Regions from separate parts of the Mus musculus genome. Here regions 1, 2, 4 and 5 are each linked to region 3. Evidence: chromatin loops called from intact Hi-C (ENCODE). Cell type or tissue: heart. All regions are shown on one strand.

Region 1 (5,000 bases), 120 kb after region 3:
CATTGATTTCTTTGTCAGTAGCAAAAGCCCTGGAAATCCAGGCTTCGTTGTCTTCCTCTTAGAGCAGGAGAGATGCTGTTTGGCTCTGACTCAGGGTTCAGCGCCAAGCTGCGGTTAGAACCTGCACTCTGTGTGCAGTTACCGCCAGACACAGAACCCTTCTGGGAGACTTTAGTGGGGCAAAACTGCTTCCTGCACAAGAAAGAGAAGCGTAGTTCAAGTCCCAGCGCCTGCATCCAAAGCCAGCGCCGTGGAGGAATGGAGTCAGGAGAACCCTTGGGGTTTGCTGGCTGCCAGCCCAGCTCCAGTTCAGTGAGAGAGACCCTGTCTCAAAGGTAGATACTGGAGGATGATAGCGAACACCCAAAGTCCTACACACACCACCCCACACGCACATGCATGAACACACACACAGATACACAGAGACACACACACATATAGGCACAGACACACACGTGATCTTTTCTCACTCTGTGGATTTTCTTTCTCTTTCTTTCTTTTTTTTTTCTTTTTTTTTTGGGGGGGGGGGGTTTGGTTTGGTTTTTTGAGACAGGGTTTCTCTGGGTAGCCCTGGCTGTCCTGGAACTCACTCTGTAGACCAGGCTGGCCTCAAACTCAGAAATCCACCTGCCTCTGCCTCCCGAGTGCTGGGATTAAAGGCATGCGCCACTGCTGCCTGGCTCTCTGTGGGTTTTCTTATCCTCCATAAAGCCTCTTTTAACTAGTACAGTCCTGACTCATGGGACTAAGCCAATGCCCATTGGAGATTTGCAGTTGAGGTTGTGTGCTTAAACTGGATGCAAAGCCTCCTTAGAAATAGATTAGGGATACAACTACCCCGTGTCTGTCAAAGCACAGACTTTTTTTTTTTTTTTTTTTTTTTTTGGTTTTTCCAGACAGGGCTTCTCTGTGTAGCCCTGTCTGTCCTAGAACTCACTCTGTAGACCAGCCTGGCCTCGAACTCAGAGATCCGCCTGCCTCTGCCTCCCAAGTGCTAGGGTTAAAGGCGAGCGCCACCACTGCCCGGCAAAGCACAGACTTTTAACCTTTCATGGGGTTGTAGGCTTTCCTGTTCCACGGGAGTCGGGAAGGCATATGTGTAGTCAGTCATGAGCATCGAGGCCGGAGTCCAAGTCCAGGAGAACCCAATGCTGAGAGTCCTGTTTTGCTTGGGAGTCCTTACTGTGAGGCCAGTAACAAGTGTAGAGTCCACTGCGCCCATGATGCTAACTGTTGCTTAGAACTTCCATATCTGGCGAATTAAAATCAAGACATAGGCTTGGGGACATGGGGATTTTCTCATTCACACTTTACACCACCCAAAACATAGTTTCTTGTCTATTGTCTCCTTCCCCCTGTGGAGATACAGGGCATATAGGATGGGGCTGAAGAGACGATGAGGGATTTACAGAAAGTTCTGCTCTTGGAGAGGATGCAAGTTCACTTCCCAGCACCCATGCGGTAACCTCCATTAATCTCAGCTCCAGATCTGACTCTCTTTCCTAGCCTCTGAAGACACTGCACTCAAGTGTGCTTATCCACACAAAGGCAGGCTCTCTCTCTCTCTCTCTCTCTCTCTCTCTCTCACATTTAAAAATAAAATACTTTAAAATGTGGAGATTCGGTCTATTCTGACCTATTCACATCCCTGAGAGCTGGAACGGTTTCTGAATGCATGTAGAGCCCAGTGATGAGTGCATGATTGATTGAATGAATGAATGAATGAATGAGCAAGCTTCCAGAGAGAACTATGGAGTGGCTGGGATGGCACCTGACTCAGAATCTGGAACCAACTGCAATATACTCGATCACCTGCCAAGTGACAGCAGACACATGATAGACTCCTTCAGCAGGGCTCAGCTGGCAAGTCCTTATCATACGACTACCAGGTGACAGAAGATTCTAGACAAAACCCTCACTCGGTAACAGCAGCTCCCTCCATTCCTCCTGCCAGCTGAGCCCAGGGACACATCCCTAGGGCTGTCCTGACTGCAGGTGTGAGATTGCTCACCCCAGCATCTCTGCAAACAGGCTGTTGTGCCCACCGGGTAAGTAGAATCAGGGAACACAGCAGACATGGCAGCTGTCAAGGCAGCAGCTGCCATGACCCTCATCACCTTTAAACTCTCCTCGATTTTCCAAACAGACACCATTTGTATAATCTACAGATGAGGAATCTGAGAGTCCAAGGAACTAAGCATGTGTTCCGGGCCACATACACAGAAAGCAGAGAGCTGCTTCGGACCCAGCCAGCCTGAAGCCTCAGCCATTTCAGGTCATTGGTTTTTGTGATAGCGCCACCTACTGTGGATGTATGAAATGACTTTAGTGAAGTTTGGGGGGGGGGGCTGGGTGGGCTATAAATGGACCCACCAACACCTTATGCCTCTCCAGCCAGAGCTTGTCACATGCAAGCCACCATACAAGCTGGACAGAGTGGCAAATGACGCAGCTCTAAGCATGACAACAAAGTACACTTTTCAGATTTACTCTTTTTGTGGAGAGAGAGAGAGAGAGAGAGAGAGAGAGAGAGAGAGAGAGAGAGAGAGGCTGAGACACTATGGGATCCTGCTCAAGGATGACAATGCAGAGCTAGCATGGCCATGACCAGGGAGGAGCCAGCTGGTGTCACGATCATTGTCTCTGAAAACGGCAGCCTCCACGTTTACCACACTCTGAACAACTCTCCAAAATAGTCTCGCACTCTTATTCACTCACTGACTACTCGCGCACATTTATTAATTTCCTACAGCAGCAACGATGGAGAATGGCTTTCGGCCTTTTGGCTAAGATCAAGTATAGCAACAATGGAGAGACGTTCATTGGCCTTTATGTTTTAGTTGGGAGAGGGAGAAGAGGAACAAGGGTGAATGACAAGACCTAGCAGGGTCACACACCTCAAGTTCCAGCACTCGGGAGGCAGAGGCGGGCAGATCTCTGAGTTTGTGGCCAGCCTGGTCTACATATTGAGTTCTAGGACAGCCAGGGCTACACAGAGAGACCCTGTCTCAACCCTTCAAGCAAAGACAAAGACCCAGGCAAGGAGAGGCTTTGGGAGAAAGGACCTCTGAGGAGCTAGGCATGAGGTAAACACAGAAGGGTTGGGCAGGGAACAGCAGGTGGGAAGTGAGCATCAGCGGACCCAGATTCATCTTCTAACCCGCTGGAGCTCCAAGCCTGTGCCAGCCCTTTCTGTCTGTCAGTCTGTCAGCATTACCCTACTGCGTTCACCTGGGTGGCCGAGTCAGTCAGGACCAAATTCCTGCTGCCAACAGAACTCAGCACAGACACCTGCCTGCTCCCTCCCCGGGAACAGAGTCCACAGCGTGCACTATTAGGGCCTTACCTACTACTCCTGACCAAAAAGATAGCAAGACCGCCCCCAGCCTGTTCTGCCCCCAGATCCTCCGGGGGAGCAGTCTGTCTATCCATCAACAAGCACCCTGAGCCAGAAGCTGGCATGCTGCCAGACCCCAAAAGGTTTCATAGCAAGCCCTTTCCTTCTGGGGCTGATGAGCTGTGACATCCAAGGAAGGATAGCAGTCTCAAGCCCCACTACCCCACCCGGTGGGAATCGGTGGCTCCCTGTGTCCTTCCCTGTTTCTGGCACAGTGGCCTTGGTTTTGTTAGGATGGGGTAAAAATCCTTTGATTCCCAAATGCCATGTGGGAATTTGCTGGAGAGAGCAGGGCAGAGGTGGGGGGGGGGGAGGCAGAGAAACAAAAGACTGATTTTCGGGGCTTCAAAAGCCTCGTTATAACCAGAAAATTTAATTTCCAGACATTTGGTTCTTTTATTTTCATCTTTGAAGAAGGCAGGAGATCAACAGAGGGCGGCCGTCCTGCGCCCCAGGCTCGGTGCACGTTGGAGGCATCTGGGCCTCAGACACCCTTGTCTTGGAATGAAGCGGTAAACAAGCTGCGCAGATAAAACTGGCCCGGGGATGGGGGGGAGTGGGCCTGGCTCCCAGGCAGGGTTTTTATAGATAAAAACAACATGACAGGACTTAGAAGACACGCTGTGAAGGAGGCCCCATGTGGGCACCAAAGTCCCCTCCACAGCACAGCTGCACACAGCAAGAGAAGGTCTAGGAATTTAGAGGAGTCCCCGCCTCTTCCAGGCCACCACCTGGAAGCCTCTGGGACTTCTGGGGTTTGGTTCTTCCATTGTTTGTTTGAAACCGGGTCTCACTGTGGAGCCCCGTCTTGAACTCATGACAGTCCTCCTGTCTCAGTCTTCTTGATGAGTTTTATGTGACGTAACTCACCCTCTCCGCGATGAGTCTGTCCATCACCAAGAAGGAAGAACTTTCTGTCGGTAACATTAGGAAGTGACAGTGTCCACAAAGGTCAGCAGGCTTGAAGAGGCCCCATCTTTAACTATGGAAAGGGGGCATTGCTTTCCTGAACTGGTTTGGGGCTATTGTGAGGTGCAGGACTAGAACCAGGGAACTGGGGCTTCAAACATACTGGACAAGTGCACTCTCCACTTACCCCCCACCCTCATGGGATGCTGTAGGGAAGATGTCTGACAAAGTCCAAGCCAGGGGGATGTCCCTAATGGAAAGCCTTTTTGGCATTCTCTCCTTGGTCCTGTTTCTCTCTGTGTCTCTGTCTCTCTGTCTCTGTCTCTCTGTCCCTGTCTGTCTCTCAGCCTTTCCATTACTTTCTGGATCCAAGTGGTGAGAATGAAGCCAGGCTGGCTCAGGGAATCCCCCTGAACTGGTCTATAAGCAGCAGACTCCTGGAGAGCAGTGCTTGTGACCAGTTCCAGACCCTTTTAGTCCTGAGAGCCCTGGTTGTCAATGGGTTGGCAACTCTGGATACTGAGTCATGCATGATCTTCAGGCCCCCGGGCCATGCTGACACCACCATCTGCATCTTCTGGGCCTGACACGGATTCGGTACACAGTTGACCCTCAGTAACTCATCTAAACTCAGAAGAACTCTCAGATCAGGTCTGTAGCCATCCCACACAGCACAACACTAAGACACTGAAGG
Region 2 (5,000 bases), 150 kb after region 3:
GGATTTATGGGGCTTTGTCTTGTTTTGTTTTGTTTGTTTTTGTTTTTGTTTTAAATGAAAGCTGGGCTTTAATTTCAGCACCGGGAGGCTGAGGCAGGCAGGTTTCTGAGTTTGAAATCAGTAGTTCCAGAATAGCCAGGGCTGTTAGACAGAGAAACCCCATGTTGAAAAAAAATTGTGTGTGTGTGTGTGTGTGTGTGTGTGTGTGTGTAAAATAGGTTTGGGAGTGAGGGATAGAAGAGGAAAGAGAAAGTGAAAAGCGTTTACTCTCTGAACTACCACTAATTAATTTCTCAGAACTAACAAGGACATCATCACATTTTAAGTAATTTATAATAAGACTTTTTTTTTTTTAACCTGAAGGGAACAGATGAACATATTGTAAGTAATTTCTTCACAACCAACTACAGAGACTCTCCTACGGTTCACCTGACTATATCTTGACCTTCAGTATTTGTCTCAGCCTATTCCAAACTTTGAAAAAAATTGTGTTAGAAAATAGTAAATGTTTTAAAATCCATTTTCTGATCTATCCCCCCCCCCACATACACACAGTAGAAACGTTGAGAATTGTGTGGTTGTTAAAACTCAACATTTTGCCCATCTTCTTTGTTTAGCTTGGCTTTCCTCCTTAGGCAATGTGCCAATGTTGCTTAAAATGATTGAGATATATATTTTTTTTAAACTGATGGTTTGTGAAATTAACAGCCAGCTGGAGAAAGCTGGGTTCAGTCTTGATATTTTGTGGTAAAGAGGCATGATTTTTTTGTGGCCAAGTGAACTATTTAGTACAAAATTCATTTTTTTTTCTTTTCTTGTAGTGATTAATTTTTTTCCTTTTGAATCATTACAATTTAAGATGGTTAATTTTTAGTCATGATATCAATTTTAGGGCAATGTGCTATAAGAAAGTATGTATGTGTGTGAGAGCGAGCGCGCTTGCTCACTTGCAGGAGCGTATATGTGTGTTAATGTTTCTGCATTGAATTCTTGGGAAGGAAGTTCAAAGCTAGTCTTACATCATCCTCAGTTAAAACATTTTTACAGTAGTATTTCAAGCCAAGTCTGTATTGAAGTTCAGCGACATTGAAGTAAGTTAATGTGAGCAAATAAAAAATGTATTTGTAAGTTATATTAGCTCGTCATTAATGCAAAAGGGTTCTTTGAAAGAGGAATTTACAGGTAAATCTAATTTTTTGTAAGTAAGCGCTATGAGAACAGTTGTTGGAATCCATGCCAAGGTAAGAATTTGGTAAGAGAGATGGTTACTGACATGTGTTTGCAAGGCTTAAAGAGACAAACAGAAGCGAGGAGGGGTGGTCCACATCTGCAATCCCACCATCCAGGAAAGCAAGGGAGGATTGTGGGTTTGAGGCCATTCTGAACTTCATGGTGAGTTCCAGGTTAGCCTTTGCTACCTTGTGAGACCTTGTCTCCAAAAGCAAGACAAAACAAAACAACAAAAATATGATGAAATAAAGAAATTGTGCCAGGTGGTAGATGTCCATGCCTTTAATTCCAGCACTTGGGAAAGAGAGGCAGGCAGATCTCTTGAGTTTGAGGCCAGCCTGGTCTACAGAATGAGTTCCAGGACATCTAGGGCTCCACAGAGAAATCCTGTTGGGGTGGGGATTGGGAGGTTGTCTTTGTATTGATCTGGGAGATGTTACATGGTATAAAATTAGATCTTACTGTGTTTATTGTTTCAGTTCTGAGGTTCTTACAGCTATAGAAAATATTATCCAAGACATAATCAAAAGCTTGGCAAGAAATGAAGTGCCTGCCTTCACAATAGACAACAGATCGAGCTGGGAAAACATAATGTGGGCATTTTGCAATTTTATTTCTCTGTTTTAAAAAGATGTGTGTTCGTGCTCCTGCGTGTGTGTGTGTGTGTGTGTATGTGTGTGTGTGTGTGTGTGTGTGTCTGAAAGTGCATGTGCCTGTGAGTCTCCACGGAAGAGGATGTCAGATTGCCTGGAGCTGGAATTACAGACTCTTAGGAAGCCACCTGATATTGAATACTGGGAACTGAGCTGAAACTCAGTCCTATATAAGAGCAGCAAGCACTCTTAGCCCAGCCAGCTCTCCAGCCCCTGAAGTCTCATTTATTTGAGACAGAGTCTCACTATACTCCCTAGCTGGCCTGGAACTCACAATGTAGACCAGGCTGGCCTCAAATCTCCCTGCTGGGATTAAAAACATGTGCCACCAGGCCTGGCCCCTGAAGTATTTATTTATTTATTTATTTATTTATTTATTTATTTAATATGTGTACACTGTAGCTATCTTCAGACACACCAGAAGAAGGCATCAGTTGTGAGCCACCATGTGGTTACTGGGAATTGAACTCAGGACCTCTGGAAGAGCAGTCAGTGCTCTTAACCACTGAGCCATCTTTCCAGCCCTGAAGTTTTCTTTTAAAATTCAGTACCTATGTTGTTATTTCAATTTGTTTGAATTAGAGCTACAGTCACGTGTTATTACTTTCATCCTCTTCACTTGCCCCGTAAAAAATTAGCAGGTTTACAAAATCCGTGCTCCACAGGATTGCTATATAAACTAGACAGTGTGAAAGATAAGGCAAAGACAAGCAGGTTAGCAACTAGAGCTGCTCTGAGGGAGGGCAAGGTTCAAAGTCTGTTGGCCCTAGTTCAAAGCAGCCAGTGCTCTCAGCACTAGGGAGACACTCTGGGTGTAGTTGTCTTCCAGTCTGCAAAGGCAAGCCATTGCTCAGGCAGCTGCTATTGGTGTCGACATGCAGACCACAGTGCAAGCATTCTGAACTCAGCACAGGCTCAGCCCGGATCCCTGTCCTAGCGCTGCTCGCTCGCTCTGGGAGCTTTATCCACATTCTCCAGTCTAGTGATAAAGGATTGGCCTTTCTAGCCTGTATCGCCTTCTCTACCGAAGGACAGATGGTTCTCAGCCTTTGTCAAAGTTACAGAAATAGAGGAATAGGGTGAAGAGATCCTTTGTAAGTATTATTTTAAAGCATAAGCTCTATACTTGGAAAATGTCTTGTGAAAAATGGCTTTCACACAGCTTCCAAGCAGCTGCCATGTGCCTGGTGCCTTCTGCCACCTTTAGGAGAACCTGGGAGGTTCAGTTTAACAAATTAATGTCAGTAGTTCACACAGTGTCACTTGGTGGGTAAATTGAAAAAAATTTGTTTTTCAAAAATTATTAAGTTGAGCCAACTAATTAACTGAGAATGAGTAATGGCAAAATGATTAAAATACATAATGGTAAAGTATGTGTAAGTACTTAATATACACTATTAACCAAGAACTATACGCACAGGCCACACTGAAGCATGTTTAGGACAGTTAACCCTTAGCTAGTCACTAGTAACTACCTGCAGCGATTTAAACCTTCCCGTGTCCCTAAGCTCCAGTGCCCACACACGGAAGCAATGTGGGAGGCGGCTTAGTGGCTGAAGCGCTGGCTGTGTGTGGGGGAGCAGATGTGTTAGGCATGTGCCTGTAATCCCAGGGCTGGGGAGGTGGCCACAGGCAGGCCCTGCCGCTTGCAGATCACCCAGTCTACATTAACCGGTGAGCCCCGGGACAAGGAGACAGAGATTGTCTAATGAAACAAGATGGGTGGTACCTACAGAATGTTTCTCAAGGCCAGCCTCTGTCCTCTGCGCATGTGTACATGATATGCAGCCGGTCTAGTGTGTGTTTGCTATTCAGGAGTTAAGTCCTTCTCATTTTGATCCTTTGTTTTGAACAAAACTGCAGGTTTGATGATTCTGTCGGCCTTCGGATGATACCTCAGTGTACCACAAGAAAAATCAGAAGCGATTCACCAAAATCAGTTAAGAAATTCGGTAAGTTACTCTGATGGCGTTGAGTGAGCAAGAACACAGTGGTCAAGCTCTAGTTATCTCTAGAGCTTAGCTCTCTTTCTAGTTGGATAGCTTCACATGTTCTTTAGTAGGTAGCCTGACCTTAAAATAAATTTCTAGAGCTTTCATTGTCAGTAATATCGGGAACACGCTGCATTCAACGTAAGCACGCTGTTCTAGGTCGTGTTTAGGGGCATTACTCTGGCTGGCTACCAGAAAGCACTTACTCTTACCCGAGTTGTTAGAAGATTGTGCTTTCTCTAGGCTTTCTCGTTTAGAAAGATGATTGTTAAAGTATACCAAACAGGGCTGGTGAGATGGCTCAGTGGGTAAGAGCACCCGACTGCTCTTCCGAAGGTCCGGAGTTCAAATCCCAGCAACCACATGGTGGCTCACAACCATCTGTAACAAGATCTGACGCCCTCTTCTGGAGTGTCTGAAGACAGCTACAGTGTACTTACATATAATAAATAAATAAATCTTTAAAAAAAAAAAGTATACCAGACAATGGAGACAATCCCAGAACTTGAGCGGGAGGCAGAGGCAGACAGATCTTTGTGAGTTGGAGGTGAGCCTAGTCTACAAATCAAGGTTCAGGACAGTGGAGAAACCCTGTCTCAAAAACAAAACCAAAAACCAACAATCATTTTTGATAACATTATCTTTCAAATTGGTAAAGAGAGAGAGAGAGAGAGAGAGAGAGAGAGAGAGAGAGAGAAGTGAATTGCTTCTTATGTCTTATTTTCCAGCTCTGATTCTGAAAGTATTGTCCATGATTTATAAATTAATACAGAGCGACACTTATGCAACCAAGAGGTAAATATATTATTCTGACAAATTCATCTTCAAAAAATGCAATGAAGTGGGGGATTTAGTTAAATTAACTTTTTTACTTTTAAATTTAATGTGTATGGGTGTTTTGCCTGCATGCCTGCCTGTGCACCACGTGTATTGCTGGTATCTGAAGGAGCCAGAAGATGGTGTCAGTTCCCCTGGAACAAGAGTTACAGATATTTGTGAGCTACTATCTGGGAACTGGGAATTGAACCCAGGTCCTGTGGAAGAGCCCCCAGTGCTCTTAACCACTGAGCCATCCCTCCAGTACCCATTACCTTTTAAAACATGCTGTGAACAGGCCACGAAGCTG
Region 3 (5,000 bases):
GAACCACAGGAGCCCATCAATCTTTCTGAGGCCATAGGTCATATGGCCAGGAAACTCACCCAATGTTCCTATCACGAGAAGCTCTGGCATCCCTGAGTCTTCCACGGAGTAGCCCCGGAGCCGGCTGAAGCCCACAGGTTGGCTGTCAGCCTGGGGCTTTTGTAGGACTGGGGAAGAGAGCCCTGAGACAGAGCCCCCTTCGCGAGAGTAGGCACAGCCCAGCTCACGTCAGGACTTTTGGAGGCATCCCAGGGTTTCTAGGCTCAACAGGGGCCTGAGTGAGAAAGGAGCCACAGGAATTAGGTGGCCTTGAGTGGAGAGCGCGGGCCTCCACTGCTGGAAACACAGACTGGATGTGGGCTGTTCTGGGTCTCCCAGGACCAGGAGCTTGAGGAGACCGGCCGCACTGTCCCAGCAGGCCTCCATCACCATGGGTTAGTTCGGGGCAGACGTGGGCAGTGGGCAGGACTCAGCCTCGAAGGGCTTCTTTTCTGCCTGAGAGGGAACAGCCCAGAGTTCCTGGGGGGCTGCAGTAGACTCACAGTGGCTAGCAAAGCTCGAAGCTGCCTCAAACTCAGATGGGCCAGGCCCAGATGAGGAGCCCCTCCCCCACACCCACACCTGTCCCCACGTTGCAAATCTTGGGTCTGCCGTATCTGCAGGAAGTCTTGGCTCGGGTGGCTTCGGTCTATCCTCAGGTCAGCCTCAAGCCCAGGGACAATCCTGTGGTTCTCTGTTCTCCAGTTTATTTCGTTCCTAACTGAAGCAACAAAGAGACCCGAATGGTTTCAAGGAACTGAGGGGAGACTCTCCAGCGCCACAGATAGAAGCAAAAACACCAGGGGTAGTGGGAACGGAGGAGGGGCACTTAGTAGAGACATCCTGGCCCAGGACATCACAGCCGGGGTGTGGTTCCTCTCTCAGGGGCTCTTCTCTAGCCAGACCAATGGAGGGTGACAGTCACCAGGAGCATCTAAGGCCACCAGGAGATGCTCCTCTGATGCCTGTGGGAAAGTCTCCTGACCAACTTCTTGACGTGGGAAGATGCATCTTAAGTGGGCTAAGCAGCTGAGCATCCCCAAATGCACACGGCTCTGTTCCTCATGTGGAAGTGATGCGACCGGACCCTTTCGGCCACTCTGGCCTCCCCACCATGACAAACTATAACCTGGAACTGCGAGCTGAATAAACCCCTTCCCCCTTAAGAGTTTTTGTCAGGTATTGTCACAGCCACAGGAAAGAAACAGAGACAGCTATTTCATAAGTCACAGACCTCCTGTGGCAAGTGTCCATTGCTATACCACCAGCACCCAGGGTCTCGTTGCTACCCAGCTGACGCCCTGATAGTTTGTGATGACTTCCCTGTTGGGTCCCTGGAATACAAACCTGTGTTAAGATCCAGGGTCCTGAAGAGGGAGGCAGTGACAAGCTGTTTACCTGGGATCCTTCTACCCCATAATTCCTTTGGTGGATGTCTCCCCCAGAGACCCCTTTTACCCCTAACATCAAGAGGGATTGATTTGCTCAAACCAGGGGCTAGCAAACCACAGCCCTCCCACAACAGTGCTGAATCCTCCCGTGTCAGAGATCATGAGCATCACGGATCCTTCAAAGAGAACTCCGTCAGCCTTGGCAAGTGGTTTATCAAAGGTTGCTGCCCAGAAGGGGTGAGAGCTTTGCTGCAGAGGCTCTGTGTGGCTTTTGGAGAGCCCCTCAGCTCCCATGAGTTCACATCCCTGTCTATAGACTCAAGGCCTTTTGCACCTAAGGCCCTCAAGCACCGTGACTCCATGGTGGCACTCTAGTGGGCTTCAGGGTATTAAACTCTCCCCAAAAGAGAGGCTTGTCAGAGGGATTTATGGCTTGCTAACAAGAATCAAAGCATGGCTTACAAAATCCCAATTACCCAAGCTGGCCCTGAACTTATGAGCATTTGTAAAATTAGAAAGAGCTGAGATTAAACCCTCGGGTGGTTGAGCAACTGGTAAGACATGGGAAACTAGCCCCAAGGCATCTTTTTGGGAGCTTGGGTTCTGGGTGTGGCTCACCCTCTGGGACCCTTGTTGTGAGTTTCGAGGCCAAGCGGGGGTTGGGGGGGGGCAAGAAGGAAGGCCAAGACACCCACAGCGACACACACTGAAGCCTGAGAAGCCCCTCCTCGCCTCTAAGGACCTCTTGTCCCAGACACAGGGTGGCTACTGAACAAAGAGTTTTCATTGTGTCCTTTATTTCAAACATCTCCCTCATTAAAAAAATAATATCAAGAACATATGTATTGGCCAATCTGGACATGTGAGGCCAGAGAACAGCAAGCTATGGGGAGGCCTGCAGGATTACTCCACCCTGAGCCTACAGCCTGGTCCTCTGCTCAGCTGGTAGCTCCACGCCTCAGAGACTCAGTTTCTCCACTAAAAGGGAATCAGGTTTGCCTCGAGGCCAGGGCTCCTGCAGCGCCCCAGCAGGCTGCAGGTGAAATTTAATCCATAAATACGGGCAAGTGGCCAGTGAGGAGAGAGCCACACAGGCCCTGTCCAGCAAGGCAGGCTCAGGTCTCGTTTGAGGTCACACAGCTGGGCCTCAGCACAGCTCGGGATTAGGAGGTCTTGAATATCAGTGATTTCCTGGCTCACACAGCCTCAGTTTACCAACCTCTCTGCCCAGAGAAAGACCTCAGAAATGACAACTGTTTGTAGGTACAGGGTCTGAGGCCACCCCAGTGTGGGGAGCACAAGGCCTGCCATGCTGAGGAAGGAAAACAGCCTAGCAGCCAAGAGTGCTGCTGCAGCATCCGTTCATCCAGCAGAGGGCAGCAGAGAGCAGAAGTTGCCTCAGGGAGGAACCTTGGGCTGTTAGCACTAGGGGTTGTTGGACACTGTCCCCTCTCTTTAACCTGTGACAAGGCTGGTGGTGATCTCCAGGGCCCTCGGGTGTATGCACATCCTTGAGAAGCATGCTGTATTGCTGTGGCCAGGCCTACCGAAGAGGATGTCTGCCACAGGGTGGTGGGGTGGAGGCCCTGTTGTGGCCACCCTCCTTCAGGGTCCAGGAGCTTCCAGCAAAAGCAAAACGGAGGCTCAGAACCAAAGTGATTTATCCAGGGGCTTCATAGCAGTGCCCCCCAAATGTCACCTGTCCATCTTACCCCCCAGAAACCATGCGACACTACCTGTCACAGTTGCAGGGACCTCTCAGATGCATTTGGGAAAGAACATAGGTGTGTGGAGATTTTCCTCCGTGACCTGTGTGCACCCTCACAGGAGGGAGACGAGAGAGTCAGGAAGGTGGGTGTCATGGATGCTGGGACCCAGATGCACAGTGTCGGGGAGGCATCTCGTGGTGAAGGTTACACCTGGCACACAGTAGCTGCTACATAAATACTTCCCAGGGACAGAATGTTTGACGTGCAGAGGGGCTACTCAGCCCTCTGCAGCTCCTGTTGGCTGTCATCATTCTGGGCCTGCGGGGCAGGAAAACTCAACCACCAGCAGGGGGCGCCTGTGACCTTTGACTTCACTGTGCAGTCCTGAGCCCAACAGGACACATGGGTTTGCTTGCTCTCTTGCACTCTGTCTGTCTCTGTCTCTTTCTTTCTCTCCCTTCTGTCTCTCTGTCTCTCTCCCTTTCTATGTCTTTTTCTCTGTCTCTGTCTCTCTGTCTCTCTCTTTCACACACACACACAAACTCATACATGCATGCTCACTTCTTTCCTCTGAACTGGTATGCCCAGGCAGGCCTGTCACCATGATTAGTGGGCACTTGCCCCTCAGGACCTAAACCTGGAGCCCTGACCTTGTCTCTACTGATAACACTAAGCCATGCCAGGCAGTGGTGGCGATCGCCTTTAATCCCAGCACTTGGGAGGCAGAGGCAGGTGGATTACTGAGTTTGAGGCCAGCCTGGTCTACAGAGTGAGTTACAGGTTAGCCAGGGCTACACAGAGAAACCCTGTCTCAAAAAACCAACCAACCAACCAAACAAACAAACAAACAAACAAATAAACAAACAAAAGACACTAAGTCATAAACCTGCAAAGAGAGCCAGAGGCCAGGAGGATGGCTGTATATCCCCAGCCTGTGATTCCCAGCTAGGACCACAGGCTGGGAGGGTCCTGATGCAGTCAGCTGGCACAGCTGAAGGTTCCCCCCACCCCATCCCCGTCCTGCAAATACAAACCCACAAACCCACACCTGTGTGACTCTCAGCCCCTCCTACCTCTGTGAAGGCTGAGCCCAGATGAGGCAAGGTTGTCTCCTACCCATGCGCCCAGGACACAGCCGATGCTTCTCTTCTGCATGTTACAGACAGAGCACTGGGATACCTCTGTAACCTCCGATATGACAGACAGAGCACATGTGAAATCGGCCCAGGTTAGCCACGTCTGTCTGACTCCACATCAGAATGCGACTCTGGGCTCCTGGGTGTCCAAAACCAGGAGCTGACGGTTATACAGAAACAATGATAGCTGTCTCCCCTCCTGCCTGTGCTTGTGTTGCTCCCTGGAGGGGCTAGACATGAAGCCCCTCCTCACATCACCTATGTAAACAGATTCTGAAGTTCATTGTGGAAGTTGTGTCTACTGGCCTCCTTGGGCTTGCTTTTACATGGGCCACATTCAAGTCTGGGTGGAGGGCAATGAAGGGGTGCTGTCTCCAAGGGTATTAACTGGAGCCACACAAGGGAGAAACCCACTGGGAGGATTACACACACCCCCACCTCTCACCCCACCCCCACCCCCACTGCCTGCCTGTCTTGGAGCTGTCCCAGCTTGCCTGCCGACCCTCCCCAGAAGCCATCACTCCTCTCTTCAGGCTGGGTGGCAAAGATGGGTCAAGACTGTAAAAGCATGCCCTGGAATTCCCTGGAGGCAGGATATCCCTCCTCCCCCATAAAAGTCTCCCTGACTCTGTCATGGCCAGTTGCCAGGGTAATGGCCAGTTGCCCAGGTAATGGCTGTGTGCAGCTCAGCTTTAAAGCCAGGGCCCAGTAGGTTGTCAGGAACA
Region 4 (5,000 bases), 160 kb after region 3:
ATATTCTAAAAGTCTATAAAAATATTTACTTCTTGCAACATAGCTAGTGTAGCATGAAGTGTCTCACTAGCAACAAAGAAAAACAGCAAGCGAACCTTGAGAGGTTGCGAAGGAATCACAAGGTATTTTCCTCTAGTACTTTCTTTTGCCTCATGGTATAGGTGCCTTGCCCTGTTAATGTACCTGTGAAACTAGTAAAGCTTGTTATAAACAAATAGTCACACTGGTGAGTGTCCCACGTCTTCTTCTGCTCCGTTCAGTGTGGTTCTCCACTTATAACACTGTCCCAGAACCCACCATACAACTCGGCTCACCTGTCCTGAGCGCTGAGATTTACTGCAAGCAGGCTTCTCTTACAGCACACCGTGCTCCCCGCTCCTCCACCTCCACTATGATCCTGTCAGACAAGAACCTCTATGGTCTCCGTGCATCCCCACAGGAACAGAAGCTTCCACTGTCGCAAGCCTGCACACTTCCAAAAGAGGGGGTGCTGCTGAGTGTGTAAGGCTCTGCAGCAGCCGATAGAACAGGATCCATCCTGCCCGTGCGACTGAGCTGCCACTGTGTACACGTGCTCTCATTCCACTCTCAGGACCGACTCTAGCTTGGAGGTGCTACTTACCCAAGGCCACTGTAGCATAGGAGAGAATGATGCCATCCACCTCAGTGGACAAATGACAGAACATGCAGGGGCTACAGAGAAACGGAGAAGGCAGCCCTGTTCAGAGTGTAGAGTTCCAAGACATCAGCAGCAGAGAATTCAACACAGACCTAGTATACATAGACCCAGTACACACAGACCTAGTATACGTAGATCCAGCATGCACAGACCCAGTATACACAGACCTAGTATACATAGACCCAGTACACACAGACCCAGTACATGTAGACCCAGTATGCACAGACCAGTACACCAGGTACATGTAGACCTGGTACATGTAGACCCAGTACATCTAGACCCAGTACACACAGACCCAATACACATAGACCCAGTATGCACAGACCAGTACACCAGGTACATGTAGACCTGGTACATGTAGACCCAGCACACAGAGACCCAATGCGAATCACATGGAAGGTATCCATCTAGACAAATGCTGACTTGCCTCATCGTGTAAGTTAAGTACGTTATTCTCCATTCCACTTGTGCATGAGGGGGTGGGGGTGCGGGGAGGTTTAATGACTGACTGTTACATGTCCACAAACTAATAAATAAGTAGTACCGGGGACATAGAATGTGCTGCTCCCCATGCAGCCTGTGTGCACACTGCATGTGCTAAATAAAAGCCTCTGGTCGTGTCTATGGTGTTAGGATGGCCCCGCACACACAGGATTCTGAAAATTTTGTTTTAAGAACATTTTTTGGGCTGGTGAGATGGCTCAGTTGGTAAGAGTACCCGACTGCTCTTCCGAAGGTCCGGAGTTCAAATCCCAGCAACCACATGGTGGCTCACAACCATCCGTAATGAGATCTGACACCCTCTTCTGGAGTGTCTGAAGACAGCTACAGCGTACTTTACATATAATAAATAAATAAATAAAAATTTTAAAAAAGAACATTTTTTCCTTTTTTTTCTTATTAGATATTTTCTTCATTTGCATTTCAAATGCTATCCCGAAGGTTCCCTATACCCTCCCCCTGCCCTGCTCCCCTACCCACCCACTCCCACTTCTTGGCCCTGGCATTCCCCTGTACTGAGGCATATAAACTTTGCAAGACCAAGGGGCCTCTCTTTCCAGTGATGGCCGACTAGGCCATCTTCTGCTACATATGCAGCTAGAGACACGAGCTCTGGGGGTACTGGTTAGTTCATATTGTTGTTCCACCTATAGGGTTGCAGACCCCTTCAGCTCCTTGGGTACTTTCTCTAGCTCCTCCATTGGGGGCCCTGTGTTTCATCCTATAGATGACTGTGAGCATCCACTTCTGTATTTGCCAGGCACTGGCATAGCCTCACACGAGACAGCTATATCAGGGTCCTTTCAGCAAAATCTTGCTGGCGTATGCAATAGTGTCCATGTTTGGTGGCTGATTATGAGAACATTTTAAAATGCTGTTGACTTGATTTTCTTGTGAGACATAAAAATTTTTAATTTTCTGTAAATTAAAATTTTTTCTTTAAATTTATACCCAGTACCAATATGCAATAATGTCACTGAATTTTGACAAGCTAAAAAGGAAAATGTCAAGTTGGAAATATATTTAACCCAAAGAACATCTGGGTTAGGCTATTTTGTCAAAAAATGGGAGGGAAACACAGGTCTACAGTGGTCATGAAAATTTGGAAATAAACTTCAAAATGGCTTGCAAATTCAGTCATCTAATTAAATTATCTAAAATTTATGACTGGAAATTTTCTTAAAATAATTTCCCATTATTTGGGAAATAGCAGATCTGCCACACTGAGGAGTTGGCTCCGCTGCCCACCTCTATTGGATGCACATGAGAGACTGGTGCAGACAGTTTGGGGGCCATCTAGAGCTCAAGCTCACAAAACCTGCTTTCAGAAAGCGTTACTGCACCACAGCTCTTCCCAACGGCAGCTGGCAACAGACATGCCCTCAAGGTACCCTGACCCATGTGCAAGAAGACAGGCCTGGAATCTGTTTATAGTTAGAGTGGGGAGGAACGAGGACCACAAAAGATGTTCAGAGAGTCTGGGTTTTTCCTTAAGGGCTCACAATGACCCTCACTTAAAAGGAGAACAAAAGCTGCATGTAACAGCCCACTTTCTGGGAGCTGAACTGTCATTATTACTGGTGATGCTAAGTGACTTCAGAAGTCATGATTTCATGCGAGGAGACAAACAGTGCATGTCCTCCAAACAGAGCAAATCCTCTTGGCCGTCCCTGTGGGCTTCTTTCAGGCCTCCTGGTTGACTGTTAGTGAGACAGGGATCTGTTGGGTGCTGCTGGAGAGATCAGACACTCTGAAAACTGTGCCACAAGTGCACATCAACAGAAACACTGGGGTGTCTGCAGAAGGTGGTGTGGAGCAACACTGACTTTGTCAGCAAGTGGGCTGCCCTCCCCACCCCCATGCACACCCCACAATTACAGCTACCTAAGACAAGTCAAGGCTGCCCTCTGCTGGCGAAAGCTTGCTGGGCACTCAAATCCTTACATTCTTTTGAGTAGTAATTTCCTTAAAATTATTTCCAAGTCACTTTGGGAAAGCGCAAGACTCCTAAAAGGAAAATGTGGGAGGCCGGGAAACCTCTGGTGAGCGCTTCTCAGGCCTCCTGAGCTAACTGGCTCCAGGTGCCCCGATCCCAAACCTCCACACTTGGCCTCCAAACTGCTTGCAAACCTTAAGTCAGCCTATGAGAAATTTCCAATAAAAGTGTCAAAATTAGGGGGCTGGAGAGATAGTTCAATGGCTAAAAGCAATGACTGCTCTTCCAGAGGTCCTGAGTACAAATCCCAGCAACCACATGGTGGCTCACAATCATCTATAATGGAGTCTGATGCAGGTGTACATGCAGATACTCATACAGGAAATAAAAACAAGTAAATAAAATATCAAAATTAAATATTGTTTAAGTTGAAAAATTAACTAGAACAAAAGTTTTGGTTTTTTGTTTTGTTTTGGTTTGGTTTGGTTTAGGTTTTGGTTTTTTGAGACAGGGTTTCTCTGTATAGCCCTGGCTGTCCTGGAACTCACTTTGTAGACCAGGCTGGCCTTGAACTCAGAAATCCACCTGCCTCTGCCTTCCGAGTGCTGGGATTAAAGGCATGTGCCACAATGCCCGGCTAGAACAAAAGTTATAAGCATACCCAGTGAGTTGGAAGAGAATTATAAACTGCAATACATCCTGAGTTTTCACCAATAAGGGTAATGTGATATTCACAGCCAAAATTTCAGTATTTTGATTCTTATGTGAGTTTTTACCCATACCGAGTGCATAGATGATTGATCTCCCTTTGGGATTTAGGCACAGGGAAGAGACAACACTGCCTCTCGTGTTGTCCAGGCTTTGGGGTTACCTTCACTTGCTGCCTCTGTGGAGGGGAACATGTTATAATCTGGTTTCCAGCTCACAGCCATGACAAGGATGGCAATAGCAATAGGGAAGACCCTAAAGGACCGTCGTGAGGATGAAGTGGGAGTACTCAGGGAAAGTCTACTTCTGCATAATACAGTTTAGAGAGGGTCCCAGAATGGGCGCTGCTGTGTTTGGTGTACTGATGTGACAGGCAGCTTGCAGCCAGGCCCTTATATCTCCTGAACAGAAGGGATTCCTGGCTGTATCTCAGAACTCTCTGGGAAAGTAGGAAAGAATAATTTCCTGAGTTCCACCCAAGACCTACTAAATTTGAGTCTTTTGAGTGCAGCCCAGGCATGAAGGTTTTTTTTAAAAGCTCTCTGACATTAACAGCCTTGCTGGAATTCATTGGTGGGGTCTTTGGTCCAAGAACCCTAGCTGAGAAGGTGGTAGAAATGTGGTTCCTCCAGCCTGCCCCAGACCTATCGGGTCTGCATTTCACATCACAGATCTAAAGCTCTTTGAGAGAAGGTCATGAGGACCCAGGACACATAAGCAGCCTCACGCGCTCGGTATTTTCTCAGTAACTGGCAGGCTCTGAGGACACTGGGGCAGGACCCACGGTTCATAGTCCGCAGTCTGTGAAACAAGGGGATGGAGGGGGTGGATGGTAACGAATGCTAAAGCTGGGGGGGAAAGATGACCTTTCTGCCCGACATGATCTCCCCGTGGCCTGCGAGGTTGATAACTATCTGAAGCTGGCTGCATAGGCTGCAACACCACCTGTCTTAGTTACAGTTGCCACTGCCGTGATTAACACCATAAGCAAAGCACGCTGGGGAGGAAAGGGTTTATTCTGCTTAGGCGTCTACATCACAGGTCATTAGCAAAGGAAGTCAGGGCAGGAACCTGGAGCAAGAGCTGATGCAGAGGCCATGGTGGGATGCTGCTTACTGGCTTGCTTTCTGTGGCTTGCTCAGCCTGCTTTCTTATAGAACCCAGGGATGGCCCCAT
Region 5 (5,000 bases), 730 kb after region 3:
ATCTAAAGTGCACAATCTAGAAGTTTCTAGACTGTTGTGCAACAATCACTTCCATTAGACACCCCAACATGTGCACCCTGCCCACGGGCTACTTGAACTCACTTCCTACCCTGCCTTTCCTGGCAGGCCTCCCCACTGGCCACCGGTATTAAGTTCCTGTTGCTGTGGGTTTTATTTGTAGCTCGTAACTGGGTTTGACCCATTCACTTAGGTTTAATTAAAAAAAAATTTTTTTTTTGCTTTCTGTGGGTAACTAATATTCCCCTGTATGAACACCTCAAATTGGGTGGCTAGATTTTCTGATCATGTAGGCAAAGGTGCTACAAACATGACCGTATGTGCCTTTCTGTGTGGAATTATAGCTCAAGTTCTCTCTGGTATGTACCATGGAGTGGGCTTGAAGGGTCTCACAGTATTTCTGTGTCCGACATCCGAAGATGTCCCAAGCTCTTTTCCAAAGAATCTCATGGCTCATTCCAGCAGAGCCTGGCCAGACTCCCCCACCTGCCTGCCAATACCTGCTGCCATCTGTCCTTTGACCTGAACCCTCCTTGATACCACACTTTGGTGCCTTGCATCGGCTCGTCTCTCCTCTGGCTCACATATATCCTCCCCAAGCCTACGGAGGATGGGAGTGAATCATGGTGACTTCCCATCTGGGTCAGGGTTCAGATCCATGTGCCCATGTAAGTGGTATGTGGGACACTCCTGTAAACCCTGCTCTGGAGCGATAGAGACAGGAGGAGCCCTTGCTGGCCAGCCAGTGTAGCTGAATCAGCAAGCTTAGGCTTCCTTCGCTTAGAGATTCTCTTAACAATGTTGTGTTACATTATGCGTATAGGGGGCAGGTGCGGGTGCACACAGATGGAGCTGGTCAGAGGACAAGTTGAGGAAGTCAATTTTCCCTATGCGTCGCGTGCGTCCCAGGGATCAAACTCAGGTCATCATGCTTGGCAGCAAGCTCCTTTATCTGCTGAGCCACCTCAGCAGCCCAAAGGCGAGAAAAAGATAACTCATGTCCAGCATGGCCACCACACACACCTGCACGTGCACACTCAAGCATGAGCACACACAGAGAAGGCTATATGAAGGGTGGAGCAGGGGTCTGGCGAGGGCCAGGATGATCTAAAGAAGCCATCTGGCTGGCTTTGTCCCTGGAAGAGATGGCTGTGAGGTAAGGAAGGTGGTGACGGAGCCCCAGTGGGCCCCAGCGCAGGAACACTGAGGTAAAACACGCCTCTCTCGTTGCTGGATGGCAAGCAGAGAATCAGATACCTCCTTGACCCCACCGCCACACAGGGCACTTGTCTAACCTGCTGGCAGCTGACGCTCTTGGCCTCCAGGTGGACCTTCTTTTCGGTTCTTTTCCAAGAAGGACTCTGCCTGCAGGTGGGAACACACTCTACGGGCCATCTCAGAACCCCAGCCAGAACTTCATGGTGCCGAGCTGGATGCTGTTCTGAAATCTTTGCATGTGGTTCTGCGCGTGCGTGTCTTAGATCACAGCCAGCCCTTCCGTGTACACGCATGGTTTGCACTCAGCTGAGGAGCAAGGCTTGGCCCTGGAGGTGCCTTCCCCTCTCTTGTTGCATTACAATGCCCGTTACAGTTGAAAGGTCTTAGGCACCCCTCTGTTTGGAGGTCAAAATGTGGATTTACAAGCCAGGCATGGTGGCGCACACCTTTCAACCCAGCAATTGGGAGGAAGAAGCAGGTAGATCTCTATGAGTTCAAAGCCAGCCTCGGCTACATATTGAATTCCAGGGCAGCCAGAGCAACATAATAGTGAGACCCTTACATTTTTTTTTCTCTTTTAAAGCTAGCTACCTCTTACCCTTAACCCTGAGACCATGATTCCTAAGCCCCTGGAAGGCCATTAAACTGGAAGACATGAGTCCAGAAGGAGTCAAGTACCCTGGGCTACATGAGACACTATCTTAAGAAAATACAAATTTACATGTTTTAAAAACTATTTTTCACCTACGCAAAGATGAAAACAGTAGGTAATAATGGGGTGGGGAAACCTGAGGCACAAGGTTCTAATGCAGGGAGAAAGGGGGATTTGGCTGGCCTCCAGTCTCTGGCTTGGAATCCATCTGTGGTCTCCAGGCGACACCTGGTGGTAGCTCCATCTCCAGCCTGCAGTCGCAGTTCCCAATAGCACTGCCTAGCAGAAGCTAGCTCTGAGCTGGTCTGGGAGGGGCTCCTTTCAGAATCCAGGAGTTGGGGGCTTTTAAAAGTTCTGGAAGCTTTGGGGTCTGGTCCCTGTCACTGCACCTGTCTTAGGCATCTCAGTGGAGTTGTCTGGGGAGTCTGGGCACATGTCTGCTCACCCTTCAGTCCACACTGCATGATGGTGCTCGGCCCCACAGGCATGTCTAAGGAAACCTGACTGACCTGCTGTGGCATAATGCTTATGCCCCCTACCTCAATGCTCTGAGTGCATTCACTGTATACGGCATTCAAAAATACCTTGGAAGGGCTCATTGTCAAAATTCCCCAGCTTTGAAGAGCTATGATGGGACAGGTCTTTTTCCTTTCTTCTTCTTTGTGTGTGTGTGTGCAAGAATGTGTGTGGGTGTGCGTGCATTGTATGAGTATATTGTGTGACTATTTTGTGTGTATGTGAGCATATGCATTTGTGTGTGCTCATGTGCATGTGTGGGTATGTGTCTGTGTGCATTGTGTGTATATTTGTGCTTGTGTGCACTCCTATGCATGTATAAGTGTACATGCATGTGTGCACATATGTGTGTGTGCATGTGTATTCATATGTGCAAGTGTGTCCTTCTGTGTGCAAACATGTGTAAGGTGTATATGTATGCATGTGTACACACAGACACACACACACACATCTGTGGAGGGCAAATGTCCACAGCAGTGCCTCTCCTCAGGCTCCATCCTCCTTGTTACTTGAAGCAGGAGCTCTCACTAGCCTACTACAAGTAGGCTGGAATGGCTGGCCCACAGACCCCCAGGGGTCCAGTCTCCAATAGGCTGGAATGGCTGGCCAACAGACCCCGAGGGATTCAGTCTCCACCAATCTGGCTTTTTGCTTGGTTTCTGGGAATCAAACTTGATCCCCAATACAGTGTGGATGGACCCAGGGCCTCAGCCTCTTTAACATCATTCTTTATGCCTAAATCTACATGGACAAACATACACAGGGTGTCTCTTGACAGTTATAACTTGGGGATCAAGTAAATATTTCCAACCCTTAGGGCCACATCCCGGGCAGTCCCTTGGCTTGTACTTACAGTATACAAGACAAGATCAAGTCTTTTTTTAAAAACAAACAAGCAAACAAAAAACCCACCAGGGTCTCATGTAGCCCAAGATGACCTAGAGCTCACCGTGTAACTGAGGATGTCCTTGAACTTCGAATTCCAGCTGACATCCACACCCAGTTTTTGGAAGGCTGGGAATTGAACCTAGGGCCTCACAGGTATTACACAGTCAACTAAGCTACATCCCAAGACCCTCAAATGATTTTTTAAATAAAAACACGTGTGTGCGTGTGTCCCTGAACGTGTATGTGCATGCATGTATGCCTTTGTGTGTGTTTACGTACTGTCTGCATACATCTACGGAATATGCATGCAGTGACCACAGAGTCCAGAAGAGGGGGTCTGGAGCTGAAGTTACAGGTAGGTTTGAGCTGGAAAATGAATCCTGGCCTTCTATAAGGACTGCTAACACCCTTAATCACATCCCTCCAACCCTGTATGGTCTTTCAAAAGCTGCAAACTATGCCCCCCAACATACCCCGTGCTGGGCACAAGGGATACTCAAGGCCTTATCATCCAGGCCTGCGGTTTCAACATATATAAACATCTTATGCTCTGGGACTTCCACAAAGCTGGGGAGCTGGGTCTAGACTGGGATTTGGACAGGAAATGGTGAGTTATAACCTTGCAAGGATATGGAATTCTCTAAACATCCCTGTGACATTTCCCAGGCACACACACACATGCACTCTGGAGCCCCAGATGTTATTGGTATTTTTTAATTTTTTCCGTTTTAAATTTAGAACATATAGCAACCAAACAAGTCAAGGATGATGCTGTGGGAACACAGGACGTGATTTCCTGGGGCAGATGGGACACTGGGCTTTCTTGTTCCGTGGCCAGATGTGTACTCCTAGAGTGATGGAGGACAGACCCCTTTCCGGATGTCGTGAGGGCTATACACGTGTCCCCCTGGCCAATGTACATGTCCCCTGTGCCCGCTCTGCAGAAAGTTCCAGGACTCAGGCAGAAATGCCACCCTCGAGCCCCCCAAATTGAGCTCCACTCTTGAATTTTCAAGTGACGCATATAGCAGCATCCCTGACATTTCCGCAGAACACAAACCCCGGTGTTTTGCCAAATGTTAATGGGTTTCTGTGCCCTCCACTGGCTGCCTCTGTATTCAATGCGCAGTGCAGGGGCAGGGCCTGAAGACTGGAATTTTCCTCTGCCTGAGAGCCTGTTGTTCCTCTGCAGCGGCTCTGGCCTGGGGGCGCTCTATGAGTTGCTGAGAAAGCCTTCCACCACTTAATGTCCAGACCAGCAAGTTTACGGGAAATTATTAATCTCCCACTTTGGGAATTATTAGTTCTGGATGGAGACTCTTATTGTATAAGGTTTGCTGAGAATTTATGAGCCTCTCTGGAATCCGGGAGGGGATCGATTCTCAGAGAGTAAACATTTTAAGCAAATTAAGTGTTGGTGGTATAATAATACGAATAATGCCTGCCATTTTTCAAGTGTCTGCTTCGAGCCAGGCATTCCATCTCTCTGGTGGCAACAGGGGCAGGTTTTACTACCCCGAACGCGCCACATGAGGCAGCTGAGACCCCAAGAGCTGCCCCTGGTTGGTCTAATGCCACATATCTAGGGGCAGAGGGAGTCTCTAAAGCATGTGTAGCCGACCACAGAACTGCCCTCCTTCCTGCTCACCAAGGAGTTGCTGTGGTAGGCAATTCCCCTGGGCTGTTTCTTCTGCCAACAGGACTGGCT

The links. A loop is a pair of places that touch in the nucleus more often than their neighbours do. Peaks named below come from ENCODE experiments on the same cell type or tissue, not always from the same donor. Only the 100,000 strongest peaks of a DNase experiment are listed, where the experiment ranks them.
Region 1: it touches region 3 in a loop (7-fold over the local background); 14 of 42 quality-filtered maps call a loop at or near these places.
Region 2: a loop joins it to region 3, with 5 times the contacts of the local background. A loop is called at or near these places in 39 of 42 quality-filtered maps.
Region 4: it touches region 3 in a loop (8-fold over the local background); 39 of 42 quality-filtered maps call a loop at or near these places.
Region 5: it touches region 3 in a loop (2.4-fold over the local background); 5 of 42 quality-filtered maps call a loop at or near these places.

What each region holds. Positions count from the first base shown.
Region 1 is chr2:172,946,971-172,951,970 of GRCm38, forward strand. No RefSeq gene overlaps it. Among named protein-coding and RNA genes, the nearest start is that of Bmp7, 9.2 kb to the left of the region's middle. In heart, a CTCF peak has its summit at 2,284 (motif pointing left); no DNase peak of the experiment used is centred here; H3K4me3 peaks cover 513 bases; H3K27ac peaks cover 2,995 bases.
Region 2 is chr2:172,980,270-172,985,269 of GRCm38, forward strand. It overlaps Spo11 (SPO11 meiotic protein covalently bound to DSB), which reads left to right. Exons shown (of 13, transcript NM_012046.2): 2 at 1,710-1,823; 3 at 3,747-3,835; 4 at 4,603-4,669. Among named protein-coding and RNA genes, the nearest start is that of Spo11, 2.9 kb to the left of the region's middle. In heart, a CTCF peak has its summit at 3,087; no DNase peak of the experiment used is centred here; H3K27ac peaks cover 679 bases.
Region 3 is chr2:172,828,476-172,833,475 of GRCm38, forward strand. No RefSeq gene overlaps it. Among named protein-coding and RNA genes, the nearest start is that of 1700055K11Rik, 29 kb to the right of the region's middle. In heart, CTCF peaks have their summits at 2,782 (motif pointing right) and 3,478 (motif pointing right); a DNase peak (open chromatin) is centred at 2,886; H3K27ac peaks cover 2,512 bases; H3K27me3 peaks cover 320 bases.
Region 4 is chr2:172,993,351-172,998,350 of GRCm38, forward strand. It overlaps Spo11 (SPO11 meiotic protein covalently bound to DSB), which reads left to right. Exons shown (of 13, transcript NM_012046.2): 13 at 1-226. Among named protein-coding and RNA genes, the nearest start is that of Rae1, 4.3 kb to the right of the region's middle. In heart, a CTCF peak has its summit at 3,103 (motif pointing left); a DNase peak (open chromatin) is centred at 3,071; H3K27ac peaks cover 513 bases; H3K27me3 peaks cover 419 bases.
Region 5 is chr2:173,559,909-173,564,908 of GRCm38, forward strand. No RefSeq gene overlaps it. Among named protein-coding and RNA genes, the nearest start is that of Ankrd60, 16 kb to the right of the region's middle. In heart, CTCF peaks have their summits at 2,130 (motif pointing left) and 3,611; no DNase peak of the experiment used is centred here; H3K27me3 peaks cover 748 bases.